2 separate regions of the Homo sapiens genome follow, and region 1 is linked to region 2. A link is a loop called in an ENCODE intact Hi-C map of the cell type or tissue named here. Cell type or tissue: IMR-90. All regions are shown on one strand. Region 1 overlaps PDE4B (phosphodiesterase 4B). Region 2 holds the start of MIR3671 (microRNA 3671).

Region 1 (8,000 bases), 890 kb before region 2:
TGGAAGTTAGAATTTGGACAGTGGAAGTTAGACACAGAAGAGAATTCCTGCTTCTCTCTTGGCTTACACCCTAAGGGCCCAAGACATGCTTAGGGTTGCCTCTAAATTCCAAAGGTAAAAAATGTTCCATGCCCGGTGGAGGTGGCCTGAGAGCTAGTCTCTGAGACCCACTGCAGATAGGGGGCTATGAAATGATGATGACTAAGCTAAATTATGATTTGTTATCATTTACTGAAAACCACCTATGAGTCAGACGTTTTGCTAAGTGCTTTCCATTCACCAACTCACTTAATTTCCACCATAGTCTTAAAAGGTAGATATTACTATTACCATCATTTAACAGATGCAGAGCCTTCCTATCAACGTGGTTGAGTGAAAAGCAGGAGTCAAAGTGTAGTTTGCCTGACTATAAAACTGGTGGGTTTATTTTTATTTTTATATTTTTATTTTTTTGAGACCAAGTTTTGCTCTTGTGACCCAGGTTGGAGTGCAATGGCATGATCTTGGCTCACTGAAACCTCCATCTCTGGGTTCAAGCAATTTTCCCTCCTCAGCCACCAGAGCAGCTGGGATTACAGGCACACACCACCATGCCTGGCTAATTTTTGTATTTTTTCAGTAGAGATGGGGATTCAGCATGTTGACCACGCTGATCTCAAACTCCTGACCTCAGGTGATCCACCCACCTCAGCCTCCCAAAGTGCTGGGATTACAGGCATGAGCCATCGCGCCTGGCCTAATTATACATTAATGTTAGGAATTCACTTTCTTTTTATGATGGAGAAGGCATTAGGTAGGAAAGCTAGTTTAAATGTTTTGACTGTGCCACAACAATTAAGGGTTAATTTGGTGTAAAGTGCTAAGTTGAGGAGGACTTCCTGAAGCTAATGGGGTGGTATCAAAAGTGATCAGTAAGTGATTCCCTAGGACAATGGTTCTCAAACTTTAGCGGGCCTCACAATCACCTGGAAGGCTTACTGAAACATGAACTGCAGGGTCCTACAATCAGGGTTCAAAATTTAATAGGTCTGGGGTAGAGCTAATCATTTTCATTTTTAACAAGTTCTCTAGTAATGCTAATATTCTGACGTGCGGACTACACTTTGAAAACACTGTCCTAAGAAAAGAAGGTCCCTTAGGAGAATCTCAGTAGACACGAGTGAAACCCACAGGTTTCAGCCATCGTTTTCCCTAAAGGGATATTCATCCTCCATTGCCAAACCTTAGAGTATCGGGATTTGTTTCCTCACAGTGGGATTCAAACCAAGCCCTAGAATTATACTTGGAATTTTTATGGCTAAAAAGGAGAAAATGAAACAGGCATTCTGCATCAAGTAGGAGGAAGAACATTGGGATCTATATATGGGGTAAAACAGGTAAAACAGGTAAAAGGTGAAAGAGCCTTTGGAGAGGTCAATTTAAAGCAATCATATTACCTCATTTCCGCATGGATTTTTACAGTTTTCAAAACACTTTGGCCTGCATCACCATTTTTCAAGTAGTTGTGGAGCACAGACTATTCACTCAGCAGTATGCTCAGAGTTTTAGGGAATAAAAAACAGAATGACTCTCATCATAAACTGCCTTAAATCAACTCAGGAGACAATGACTTACTTCCAGACCCTTCAGAACTATTGAAGTCCTGACGAGAGGTGACACTTTTTTTACTGGATCAAAAACAAACAAAAAGAATGCATAAATTTCCAAACTCAAACTAAAAAAATAGGAAAGCCAAATCTTATTCTTGGCCACTTCTACATTACTTTTGTATCATCCCTTCTCTTGTCCCTTTCTCTCATCCCCTTTTCAGAAATAACGTGTATTAGTATAAAGAAATTTTCACTGGCACATGGAAAGGAAAAAGGTTAAGCCTTTCTCATGCTAGATCACACAATTCTGAATGTGACAACGTATCTGAAAGGAGATGTTCTCATAATCCCTCACTGCAACCATTATATGCAAGAACAAAGGTAAGGAGAGAGAAAAGTAAAGTTAACTCAGTAGGGAATAACATTTTTGATGTGGAGACTTGAAGAGTTGACAGCAGACCAGGAAGAGAGATGCTATTTGCGTGACGGTCCCTTGTTAAACATAGTGAATGGGCATTTGGGATTGAGTATAATTCCACTAAAAAGGAGGAAAGATAAACACAACCTTCTTATCCAAGACTATAGAAGATTTCCAGACGGTTTAAAGAAATGTATTTCTTACCTAGGACACAGAAAAACTTCATGCTGATCATTATAGTTCCTAATAGCTCTGTAATATTGTGGTGAATGTGGCTGGTGTTTGCCCACATTCCCTTTTCTGGTTGTACCATCTCCCATTTGCTGTGACTTTTGGAGATAACAACAAACAGCTCACCCCTATTCCAGAGAATCGCCCTGAACCAGATGGAAGCCACTTTGCCTGGGTGGATACACCACTTTCCCTCCCTTCTCCAGGGTTGACTCAGCCAATGACCTCCTGGCATGGGATACACAAGGCCAGCCTCTTTTTCTCTATGTACGACTAGTTCTGTTGTGTAATTTGTGCTCCAGTGTCCTGTAGGATCAGACTGAAGCTAGTCCCTCCTGAGACCACATTCTTGCTTGGCGTTTTCCCCATCCTATTCTGCTTCCCTCACTCCCCTATTGAGCACATCCCCAATAAGTGACTTAAACAAGGATCCCTAACCTGAATGGAACCCAATCTATGACCACTGATACAAGAAGCACTTCTAAGAGACAGACTGTAAAGATGGGGATCCTGGAGTTGGATCATTTTCCAGCTGGATGATAATGAGAACCCTATTGCTGGTGATAGGTGGAATGTTGATAGTCCTTGGAATGCTGGTGCATTTTACTGGCTTTCACCTATGCTGTCCTGTGATGGGATACAGGTGGAAGCGGTGCAATAGCTGCGACAATACTCTGGGTGTTTTAGAGATATGAAGAAATAACAACTATAAGAATGTGGAATTGGTTGGCTACTGCTCAGCACCAGTGATTGAAGAGAGAAAATGACAGGTTCAAGTCTATTAATCAACAAAGTAAATTAGCAAAGTGAGAGTAACAGGAACTCCTAGGCACTATTTAAATAAAACTTCCACTTCTGCACCTGGATGGCAGCCACGGTTGAAGAACAAGAGAAAACAAAATTAATTGTTAGCAGTGCATCAGAGAAAGCTGGATCTCAGTCTAGGCAGGTCTCTTACACAAACTTAGAGCCCTGAAGGGAGTGGGGCCCTGATGCTTGGATGGGGATATCTGTATCGACACAGTTAAGAATCTCAAATCTTGGGTTATCCTGAGTCCTATGCACCTGAAAATGTGACCAATTATCTCTTATTGGAAGACAGAGCTACACACACACACACACGTTTGAAGTTATACAAAGGTATCAAGTGAGGCAGGTATCTTAGATAACATTTCTTTACCTTCTCAGGACTTGCTCCACTTCCTCTCTTGGTTCATAATTAGAGTAAAATCTCAGCATAACCTGATCAAAAGTGTTGGGACAGGTAAAGCAGAAAAGAAATTATATGCCTAAAAACATCAAGACATGGATAACATGTTACCATCAGGAACTGGAAGTGGTTCCTCAGGGGGTTAAATCAAGAGAAGATAGGCTATACAGCTGTGTTAGGGAGTGTTTTGCAATATAGTGGCACTTTCCAGTGACACAGGATTTAATGCCCTGGCAAGAGCCCCAGTGATTGCTGTAATCAGCTGATACAATTAACTTTGAAAGCCTGAGAAAAGGAAAGGCCTACAGTAAACAAAATAGAGATGCCAGAATTGCTGTAGCAAATGATGGAGGAAGGGCTTAAAAGGCTCACAGAAGCAACATGCAAGCAATGGGTCCGTTCTATGAGACAGAAAACCCTGTACCGACCATATTCCTTAGGGAGGCCCATAAGACATGCCCAAGGCAATAAGGTCAGAAGGACCCCTGGGAATAATGATGTGAGATATTGTTATGGTAGTGGGTTCCCTAATAGCAATGGAGATGATAGGATCTGAGAAGAGCAGAGGCTAGGTGGCAGCATGTACCCAATAGAAGAGCGGTGGACAGAAGGCTATAATCCACAGCAAGTTCAGAATGAGTCAGCAAGGCATGACCCACAGAATTTATGGAAAGGGCTCATAGAACATTTTGTCCCTAGGGGCAAGATAGATAGGCAGCCAATAAGGGTATTTGAATATGAATATTCAAAAGAGATACGTGACGGCAGAGTAGAAGTTTGAGGTCAGCTATGCTCAGTGAAAAGCCTTATTTCCATGCTCAGCTTTTAGGCCTGAGCCAGTTCTGTGACCCAAAACACATCAACTGAAAAACAAGAAAGATGTTGCAACACCATCGATCAATCCGTAAATTACTCAGATATTTCCAAACACGTGAATACAGATTGATGCTGATAGCCAAAGATCCCAAACACCATCATTGCCTGTGATAGTTAATACTGAGTCCAACTTGATCGGATTGAAGGATACAAAGTATTGACCCTGGGTGTGTCTGTGAGGGTGTTGCCAAAGGAATTAACATTTGAGTCAGTGGGCTGGGAAAGGCTGACCCAATCTTAATTGGATGGGCACCATCTAATCAGCTGCCAGTGAATATAAAACAGACAGAAAAACGTGAAAAGGAGAGACTGGTCTAGCCTCTCAGCCTCTATCTTTCTCCCATGCTGGATACTTCCTGCCCTTGAACATCAGACTCCAAGTTCTTCAGTTTTGAGACTCAGACTGGCTATCCTTGCTCCTCAAGCTTGCAGGCATCCTATTGTGGGACCTTGTGATCATGTAAGTTAATACATAATAAGCTCTCATATATATAATATATATATGATTCTAGAGAACCCTGACTAATACATTACCCTCCTGCTAAGAGTAGAGGTATATGGAAGTCAACTAGCAACCGGAGTCCAAACCATGTCTGTCTCACAATGGGTACGGGTGGGCCTTTGCACAATTTCCAAATGTACAATTGGGATGGGCATACTTAGCAGTTGGCAGAACCCTTTGTTCATTGAATTGTAAAGTTATAGCTGTTGTTGTAGCAAAGGCCCAGAGAATGATCCTGGATATGCCAGTAAGACACTTCCACGAGGATAATGAATTTATAAATATATATGATTATATATATTTATGTATATGTATGCATATATTATATATAGTATATATATTTATGTATATGTATTCATATATATTATATATAGTATATATATTGCATCTGTATTAGTTTCCTATGGCTGCTATAACAAAGTACACAAACTAAGTGGCTTTAAACAACAGAAGTTTATTTCACAGTTCTGGAGGCTAGAAATCTAAAAATAAGGTGTCAGCAGGTCTATGCTCCCTCCAAAGTCTTAGAAGGAGGATTCTTCCTCATCTCTTCCATCTTCTGGTAGCCCCCAGGCAATCCATCACTTGTGGCAGCATAACTCCAATCTCTGCCTCCAGATTTACATAACTGTCTTCCCTCTGTGTCTATAGCTGTGTCTAAATTTCCCTTTTCTGATAAAGATACCAGTCATACTGGGAAAGGGTCCACCCTATTCCAGTATGACCTCATCTTAACTAATAATATCTGCATCCACCCTATTTCTAAACAAGGTCACATTCATAGATACCAGGGGATAGGACTTCAATATATCCTTTGGGGATATAATTCAACCCATAACAGCATCTCAAGGAAATGGCAAAAATTAGTGCCACCCTCCAAGTCTTCAAGGAGACAGGAATGGTGGTCCCTAATGGGGTCCTATTTAATACACGAGCCGAGCCTGGCCTTGCAAAAACTGTGGACCACCTGTTAACCAAGAGTCACCAAGCACACCAAAAGTATGTCGCCACTGAACTGGCAAATGTTTTCTTTTTCATTTTTATCAGAAAGAAGGATCGGAAGAAGTTCTCATTCACATAAACAGATAATAGTGTATATCCACAGTCTTGCCCCAGGGCTGTGTTAATTCTCCTGCTCTTTGTCATAACATTGTCAGCACAGCCTTGAGTCATCTGGACATTCTGCAGAACATCACACTGGTCCACTATATTGAGGATGTCATGTTAACCGTGCCTGATGTGCAAAAAGTGGCAAGTATTCTGGATGCTTTGGAAAGAAACGTGTGTTCTAGAGGAAGATTCAAGAGGCTGCCCCATAGGTAAACATCTTAGGGTCCGAGTGTTCTGAGCATCCTGGGATATGTATTCCAAAGTAAAGGGCAAATTACTATCTTGCCTCCTAGCTTTGAAAGAGAATCACAATGTTCAGCAGACCTCTTTGATGTTGAGGTGCAACATATAATACACTTGAGACTACTGTTATGATCTATTTGCCAAACGATGCAAAGAGGTGTAACTTTTGAGAGGAGCCCCAGGCAACAAATGGGTCTGCATAAGGTCCAGGACTCTTGCTTGCACCACATCACCTATAGTACTGGAATTAATTGTAGTAGCAAAATGTGTTTTATACAGTGCACACTTCTAGGGTTCCAGGGCAAGGCTATGACATCTACAGTACAGGACTATGAACTATTGATAAACAATTCCTGGCATACCATTGGGCCCCAGTAGAAAATGAGTAACAAACCATGGAAACTCAAATGACATCAAGTGACCACGTGACCAGAACTGCTCTCACCAGCTGAAGATAGTGATGTGCTAGAGACAGTTCATACCATCACATCTCTTCCTAACTCCACATTCTGACATCAGTTTGGCACTTGAAATCAGCCATAGTAGACATATTTATGCCATAGAAGCCACCAAATGCTACAAGCCAAGGCAGTATTTTTCAGAAGTAATCATTTACTAGCACACCACAGATACCAATAGATCCAACAAATCATAAAATCAGGTGACCCCAGCAGCAATCAACCATAACATGGATAGGATGTGCCCAGGGTCAAACTTGAGCAGGTGTAAGAAGGTATAAGAAAGATACACAAACATATGTCACAAACCCGCATGCTTTCTGTCACTGTTATAATGCTTCTCCCCTATTTCACACCTATGAATTCATGAAGGGTTTCCTGTGACCTGTTGATGAGGGAGAAAAAGCCCAAGATTAGTACATGGATGGATCAACTCAGTGTGTGGGTGTAAGATGAAAATGAATTGCTGTTGTACCACAGAGTAGCACTGAAAAACAGTAGTTAGGGAAAGAAGAAAAGTGGCATAAAACTGGGATATAAGGACTAATGACTTACCTAGCTGACTGGTTACAGCCTTGAAATAAACAAGATTGGAAGACCAGGTATGAAAAGGTCTGGGTAAGAGGCATATGGATGAACCTATGAGAGTGGGCACAAAGTGCAGGGATTGTTCTATTGTACATTTGTGCCTACCAGACAGAATCCACTGCAGAAGAATCCTACAGAACCCCAAGGATGACTGGGCCAGATATGTCAGCAAATCTCTATACTTGACCACCTTAATGCCTAGAAAGTGGTCTTACATACAGTGTAGCCACAGTGATAGAGACAGAGTCTATGAATGGACCTAACGGCATAGGCTCCATCTCTTCAAAGCTGATTTAGTAACTGCTGTTGATGAATGTTGGACCTCCTTGCAACAGAAAGCAAAGTTGAGACCATCTCTCAAGGAGACCAACCTGCCATTCGGTGGCAAGTTGATTCCATAAGGACCCTTTCACCCAGGGAAAGGTTATGTTTACTGTAGCCGGAATTAACGTGTATTCTTGGTCTGGGTTTGCCTTTCCTGCCTACAGTGTCTCAGCCAGTTCACTATCCAAAAACTCAAAGCATATGACAACCAAATTGGAATCTACAAAATATTTACTCAGGCCAAGAGATCACTTTACAGCAAAGGATGTGTGATGTAGAGGAAATAGCCAGGGAGTGCACTAATCCTATGACCACCACACCATCCAGAAGCTGCCAGCAATAGAAAAATATGTAATGGACTCAAATTTGCCACTGAGGTGCTAGTGGGAAAATGACACTCTATAGCATGGAACCCTATACTTTAGGATGAGGAATACACTTTAAACCAATA
Region 2 (8,000 bases):
ATGACTTTCTGGTTGATGGGGTAACATCTTTTACTCTGGTTCGGGTTTAAAAGAATCCAGGTGACAGAGACAGGATACCTGCCCTAATATGGTAGCCACTAGCCACGTGGCTATTAACCACCTGAAATATGGCTAGGGTGAGGAAGAGCTCAATTTTAAATTTTATTTAATTTTAGACTTTGATAACTTGATTTAGTTATTGGAAAGCTTATTTATATTTGGAAACATACTTGAGCTTACGCATCTACTTTTGAAACTAAGTGTTTTGAAATCCAAACGCAAATTAAGTATTTTGATGAAAATTTAGAATTGGGATATGTAAGTGCAAAGTAATCTTCAGATTTCAAAGAATGCAAAAAAAGTAGAATAGCCCATTAATTTTATGTTGATTCCATGTTCAGATGATAATATTTTAGATATATTGGGTTAAATGAATATGCTATTAATTCCACCTGTTTATTAGTGTGGCTACTAGAGAATTAAAAATTACATGTGTAGCTTGCATTATATACTTCATTGGACAGCTCAGGCCTGCATTACTCCTTTTCATCTATGAATTAATTTCTTTTCTTTTTTTCTTTCTTTTTTTTTTTTTTTTTTTGAGATAGAGTCTCTCTCTGTCTTCCAGGCTGGAGTGCAGTGACGCGATCTTGGCTCACTGCAACCTCCACCTCCCAGGTTCAAGCGATCCTCTTGTCTCAGCCTCCAGAGTAGCTGGGACTACAGGTGTGTGCCACCACGCCCGGCAGATTTTTTGTATTTTTAGTAGAGATGGGGTTTCCCCACGTTGGCCAGGCTGGTCTTGAACTCCTAAGCTCGGGTGATCCATCCGCCTTGGCCTCCCAAACTGCTGGGATTACAGGCATGAGCCACTGTGCCTAGCCCCATGGATTAATTTCAAAAGTGGTGACTGTATGAAATATTGTTATTTCATGTTTGTGTTTCTATTTTCCACTGCTGTGTTCCATGTGATGATTGGGGACCCCAAGTATTACATTATTACTGTTATATTAGGGAGATTAGTGTAAAAGTCCAGGGTTCTAGAACGGCTAGCAGGGGTGTCATGGGAAAATTGGGATACCCACATACCCGGCTATTGCTGCTTTTGTAAAAGGATCCTGAACATAGCAAAAGGTACCGGAAAACAATGTGTGGCAAAGTAACAATTGTGACACCTGGTGGCATTTTAGTGATTCTACTCATCTGTCACTCACTTCCATTTATTTTTTCTTTGCTTCATCTACTTTCTGTCCCCCTCCCCACCAAATCACGGCTCCACTCGTGGCATTTGGGCCCACAAGGCTGCTGACTCCTTTCCTCCAAAAAAAGTACAATGCTAACGTGAATAGAGGTAGTGCTGTCTTTGGGTTTTGTTTTGTCTAATGAGATTCAGAAATTGCACTGGAAGGAACTTAGGAGCTATTCGGTGCTATCCCTTTATTTTATAGATGACAAACTGCCAAACACCTCACCTAAGACCATATAGACAGAGACTGGAATTAAACATACTCTTGTTGATAACTGTTTAGAGGCTCCCTGAGAAATGGAGAGGTTCATCAATTAATCAATCAATCAAGTATCTGTTGAGCTAGCATTTTGTGGAAATGACCACTAAGTGTTGTGAAGGGACATGAGTAAAACAGTTTCTGACTTTTTTAGAAAGAGTCCTGTTGACTTGAGGAAATAAGATATAAACAGCACCAAATTAAATTGCAGTATACAACACAGCACTTAATGAGTGCAGTGCCACTGTGGCATGTGTTACTAGTTAGTAGAAATGTGTTCATTTTACAGATGTAGGAATAGAAGCTTCGAGAAGGGTGGAACCTGCAGGGAAGTGGAGTGTAATTGTGTTCCTGGAACAGCCCAAGGCTGTAGAATTGGAGGTCATTGCAAGTCTTTGGTATTGGCTCCTTTAGCTGTCCATTAAGGGAATTTGAAAATCTGAGACCCAGCATTTTCAAATGGCAGTGCTGTAGTAATAAGGCAATCATAGATTAATTGGAGACCATCAGGGTTTTTAGAGATGTTTAGCCAGGGGTGGATCATTCCGAAGTTAGCTGGCATATAAAACTGACTTGTGAGCAAACCATAAAATCTAAAATCCGGGGGGTGAGAGTGGTGAAATGTGATGTAGAGCAAAATCAGAAAGTAAATTAACTGTGGAGTATACAGTTGGACTAAAAATATTTGTGCTGAGTACATGTTTGAAGGGGAGAGGCCCATATAATGTAATATATGGGCCAGTCATGTATTTATAAATTTTTAGTCTCCTGGAGCCTTTTTGGACTAAACTCTTGGTCAACATGAGGAAGAAAGCTCAGTCTTCTCTTTGTTACCGTGTCCATAGGGTTTTTTTTTCGTCCACATGGACCTTATAAAGTTACATAGCATGAGATTAATTAGGGCCAGTGCTCAAAGTCAGTAAAATGATGACACCTCTTCTCTAATCACTCTCAGTTAATGCTTCTCTTTGAGAATTGGGGCTAACTTTGTATAGGGCGGTGGTCCTTGACATTTTCTTGCCTTTCTGCCTATTTCTTTTTCCATAAAAGAGAAAAAAATTCTGTAACCTGCCACCTCATCAATCTTTGGCACAAATTAGTTTTTAAAAACTCAGTATAGCAAAGTTTTGCAATAAAATGCAAGTATACATTCTGTGTACTTGTGACAAAGCAGTATTGGACATTTGAGCAACTTTTGCTGACAGTTTATAACATCTCAGTGTGGTCAAATTTGGCCATTTTATATAGTATCACTGAATTAGATGATAATTTTCAAATTGGAAAACAAATCACACTAGTTAAAAGACCAGTGGATTTAAATACACTAAACTATAGTTTAAAAGTATTTTCAAATATTCTGCTTGGCCAACAACTTACGGTGCCTTCAGTTATTTAATATATAATCAGATATTCAAAGGTTTAAAACAATATTTTCATCTTAGTTTATAAATATGAGGGATGTAGCATGTTTTTTGTGCTTTTATTTGTACTCCACATTGATTGATCGCTTGAGAAAAGGTCTTTGTCACCCAGGCTGGAGTGTAGTGGTGCAGTCATGGCAGCCTCAGCCTTTCATGTTCAAGCAATCCTCCCACCTCAGCCTCCAAAGTAGCTGGGACTACTGGCCCTGCTCATACTATTTTTTGTAGAGACAGGCTTCCACTATGTTGCCCAGGCTGGTCTTGAACTCCTGGATTCCAGCAATCCTCCTGCCTCAGCCTCCTAAGGCGCTGAGATTACAGGTGTGAGCCACCATGCCTGGCCTTGTACTCCACGTTATTTTAAAAGTTCTTTGGTGTGCCAGTTTTCTATAAGTGCCTGGTTTTGTAGATAATATTTGGTATATGCGTTATGAAGAAATTGTTCCTAGTTGTATCATTTTTAACATAGAAGAAGTAGTTTAAAATCAGTTTGGGTCCTGGAAGAAAGCATTTTACATCACTGTTTTCTCTCTTCCTTAGTATGCAGTTATTTTTTCTTACTGTAGCATGAGTACCTGTAGTCACTTGTTTATAAATTTAGACAGTTCAGTTCTTAGACGAAACATGTTGAAGAAGAAATATTTCTGATGGATTTAAATTTTCAAAAATGCACGTTTATAAACATTTTCAAGAAAAAGCAAGACACATTTTTGAAACATTTATTTTAAAAATACCATTTTGAAAACCCATATTTTTCTTCCTTGAAACTGCTTTAGAATCTGAGAGAATATTAATTTAAGTAACCATTCACAGAATAATGACAATTTGCTGCTTGTTATTAGGGATGCTTGGCTTCTTTTTTTTTCTAATTTAGGTAAAAAAATGAAATGAGAGAAAAATAAGGAGAAAAAGGAAGTATCTTTTACTTTACCAAAAATGTTTAGTTGTTGCATGGGTTTTGGTGATGGCTAGTAGAGTGAATTTCAACTTTGCAGTACACTTCCTTCGTCTTTATACTTCATATTTAGACATTGAATCACACTAATATTTTGGTGAAGAACAGTCTAATAACTACAAATATGTCAGGATTATTTATTTGTCTCCATACTTACCCAACCTTCAGTGTTTCAGGGTAAGTATTCAGTTTTCCAAAGCTGACAGAATTGTGGTCAAGAAATATTAGTTGATAATCTTATCCTTTTTCGTGGAACAGCTATCTAAAATTTTACTCTAAAATAATCACAGTATCTTTGTTCACGTAGCAGATGTTTATAATTCGGGTAAAAATGTGCAACTATTTCCAAGAACCTTAGGTTATGGGATCCAACTGTGATTTTTTTTTTTTCTTTAATCTTCGTTGCCCTCTCGTGTTTCAACTCTGTATTACAGTTGGCTAAGACCTAGATGATGACCTCCTTAATTTTTAGATATTTTTGCATTTTAGGCAATGTTGTTTTTAATTTGTGTGTAGGTGGATTGTTTCATTGGATGTTGCTTTTCTGAAGATAAGGTCATTTTCATAGTACGTAAAGTTAATAGTTGAGTTAGATTCACTGTACTTTTATTTTCTGACTTCTGCTGATCTAAAGAATTGATTCATCTACCTGACTTATTTGAAGTACAGTGCTAATATCTAATATGCATATAATGAGTCTTTGAAATTGAGCAAATGCCTAATGAAAACATAATTATTTTTCAAATATCTGTCAAGTTCCACTCATATTGAAATAACTTGAAACCTTATGACATGGAAAAAACCCAAGTGAATCATGGTTTTAATAAGTTGATATTCTGATGCCTGAATTCCAATTTCAGAATCTTTTGTACTTTTTATTAAAAGGAAGAATCATCCCTAAAATGACTTCAGAGTACGTCTCAAAGGTACAGATAATTTAAAAGCAAGTGATGTGTATATGTTATTATTACTTTTTAAAAAGGTATTCTGAAGGTTGTCAGTATCACCATAGGTATAGAATTGACATAAACTATAGTGAAAAATATCAATGTTACTAATTTGAGTACATTCTTAGCACTCAGAGCAAGAGGAATGAAAGTCATTTTTGCTAATGTGCATTTTTCTTCTTAATTATAAAGCCCCACTAGCTTCTGCTTCATGATCTCAGTTACTGAGAAAACTAAAACAAAAAGTAAATGTTTTTAGAAATCCTTTTGTTTGTGTAAACTGAATATCCAGTTGATGGAGTTGGACAGCTAGGGTAGGGTAGAGAAAACAAAGCACTGTGTTCACTCATTTGACATGGTTCTGGACATGGGTTCGCCATAACTTAGCAATATATGATCTCTGGCAAATCACCTAAGTTTTTTTTTTTTTTTTCTGCCTATAAAATGGGGTAATAATATCTAATCTATTTCCAGAATCCTTTTTTGATGAATTAATGAATAATTCATTGCCAGCCCCATAGCGTCTTGTGAAAACCAAATGAGAAAACATATAGAGCAGTTTTGAATGTTTGGCAGATATGAAGTATTATTGTCATGTTTGGTTATGAGCACTTTGAAGACAGGAATCATGTCTTAGTTATCTTTATTTCCTGAACATCTAGAAGAGGGCTTTAGAACGTAGTAGTTCCTCGGTATATATATGAAAAATCAATGATTGAGGTCAGGGAGGCACAGTCAGTGAATCCATGCATGGAAGAGATAAGCTGTGAAATATGCTGGAAGCTTACTGCATATTTGATGTATTAGAGTGAAAACCTAATCATGCAGTTGTTCATCCTCATTAATATGGATAAGTCATGTGTTCATCTTTCATTCTAATTTAATTCAACTGGGCCTTTTAATATTTCAGCCTCACCACTTGCTGGGCTCTGATCCTTCTTTTTCTTCTGCCTCCTCACGTCTCCAACCAGAAGGTGATCTTTTAGTCCTTCACTTCATGGGGAGCCTTCAGAGAGAGTAATGCAGCCACCAGAAAGGATGCCGTTGACCGACACAGTGACTGACAGGCTGCCCTGGCTCAGTTATCACAGTGCTGATGCTGTCTATTCTAAAGGTACAGTACTGTGATAACTGAAGGATGGCAGCCATCTTACCTTCCATCAGAGGAGCCTCACCGTACCCAGGAAGAAAGAAGGTGAAAGAGGAATGTGAAACAGGTGGCTGGGACCCAGAAACCCTCTTACCCTGCACCTCTGTCATACTTCTCCCGGGGCATAGGGAGAGTTATTCTGCTTCTCTTTGCCTTGTTTTGTAACATGGGGTAGTTGTTGGTGCAGCCATGTTGTGCTGAGTGAACATATATTAAGATCTTTGGAACCTTTAGGAGACTGAAAATAGGTAAGTATGAATTAGTATTTCTGGAATGGTATTCAGAGAACTTCGTACCATTTTTATAAATGTGAAAGGTAACCTAATTAGAACAGCTTGGCACTTGTCAGTACACTACTAGATTTCAAAATCAGATTCTACTTACAGGGAGAAAAAAAAAGCCCAATATGTTGAACAGTATTGAAATTGTTGCATAAATAAAAGTCCATCATTGTAGACCAGCTTACTGAAGTGAAGAAAGAAAAAAAGTATATCTTTGTCTTGAAGGAGTAGATAGTGACATGTCATGTTTCTTTCAGGATATTTAGGATCTGGCCTAATTCAAAAGAATATTTACTGAATGCCTATGTTATTGCTGCTGCTGTCACATTTACATGAAAATAAAATGTAAATTATTTTATTTCTATCAAATAAGGACTAGTCTGCAGTGATATCTGGCACATATCGATTTCAGGAATACGAAGCTGTAAACACCAAGCCAGCATCACGTGCATGAAAGACTAGGAAATTTTTTTTTTGTTGCCCACACGGGAGTGCAGTGGCATGATCATAGCTTACTTCAACCTTGATCTCCCAGGCTCAAGCAATCCTCCCACCTCAACCTCCCGAGTCTGAGACTACAGGCTCAGGCCACCCACCTGCAAATTTTTAGTAGAGACAGGAGTTCACTATGTTGCCAAGGCTGGTCTTGACCTCCTGAGCTTAATTGATTCTCCCACCTCAGCCTCCCAAAGTGCTGGGATTACAGGCATGAGCCACTATACCCAGCCAGGATTAGGAAATTTAACAGCACACATCTTCAACCTCCATCTTACTCTAGAGAGTACTGCTGGGGGTGAAAGGTGGTTATTGGAGAACCCAGGATTCTGCCAATGCCAATCTCTGCCAATTATCCCTCTTCCCTGTAGACTCCTAAGGACACTGTACACATGTAACAATAGCAAATAAGAAACAAAGTGCATGACTTGATTATGTGTTAGATCTTAGATCACAGTACTGTGCAAGGAAGGCTCAGGTAATTTCATGGAACGTGTTTTAGGCTCAGAGCCTAATCGGGTATATTACCTCATCCTAGGCTCATGTCTGTATCTGGGAGCCTGTGGATGTCTGACTGGTGTAGGAACCCAAAGCAGTGACCCATATGCTTGAGCAAAGAGAACAGAGATGGCTGAGGTTAGGCTGTAATTTGAACCTACCTACCACAGAGAGAAGAGGGGCCAGGGAGAGAAAAACCATTTGTGACTTTTTTTTTTTTTTTTTTTTTTAAAGAAAGAGTCTCAGTCTGCGGTCAGGCTGGAGTGCAGTAGCTCAGTCTTGGTTCACTGCAACCTCTGCCTCCCGGGGTCAAGTGATCCTTATGCCTCAGCCTGCCGAGTAGCTGGGATTACAGGTGTGCACCACCATGCCCATGTAATTTTGTATTTTTGGTAGAGATGGTGTTTCACCATGTTGCCCAAACTGGTTTCAAACTCCTGTCCTCAAGTGATTCTCCTACCCTCAGCCTCCCAAAGTGCTGAGATTACAGGCATTGAGCCACTGCACCCGGCCTCGTGTGACTTTTTAACATACTGTGAACCTTACCTACTATCAGCCCTGCCAACTGCATGTCTTAGATATGGGTCAGGTGTATTATCAGGTCCTCCACTGGGACACAATGGGGAAGAAAGGGAACTGAAAGGGAGTAGGCCTCGTACAGAGAGGTTCTTTCTTATCCTTCATTGTGCCAGTCCTCAGACATTGATGGTCACTGTGTTCCTTTGCTGGTGATTGCAGTTCCCTTTAG

What was found. A loop is a pair of places that touch in the nucleus more often than their neighbours do. Peaks named below come from ENCODE experiments on the same cell type or tissue, not always from the same donor. Only the 100,000 strongest peaks of a DNase experiment are listed, where the experiment ranks them.
Region 1: it touches region 2 in a loop (3-fold over the local background); 3 of 110 quality-filtered maps call a loop at or near these places.

The regions. Positions count from the first base shown.
Region 1 is chr1:65,945,136-65,953,135 of GRCh38, reverse strand. All of the region lies in intron 3 of PDE4B (phosphodiesterase 4B), which reads right to left. Among named protein-coding and RNA genes, the nearest start is that of PDE4B-AS1, 100 kb to the left of the region's middle. In IMR-90, a CTCF peak has its summit at 4,024; DNase peaks (open chromatin) are centred at 245 and 4,055.
Region 2 is chr1:65,056,406-65,064,405 of GRCh38, reverse strand. MIR3671 (microRNA 3671) reads left to right here and starts at 6,564; the gene lies at 6,564-6,651. It overlaps MIR101-1 (microRNA 101-1), which reads left to right and starts at 5,898; the gene lies at 5,898-5,972. It also overlaps a transcript of JAK1 not described here. In IMR-90, a CTCF peak has its summit at 4,304 (motif pointing left); a DNase peak (open chromatin) is centred at 4,255.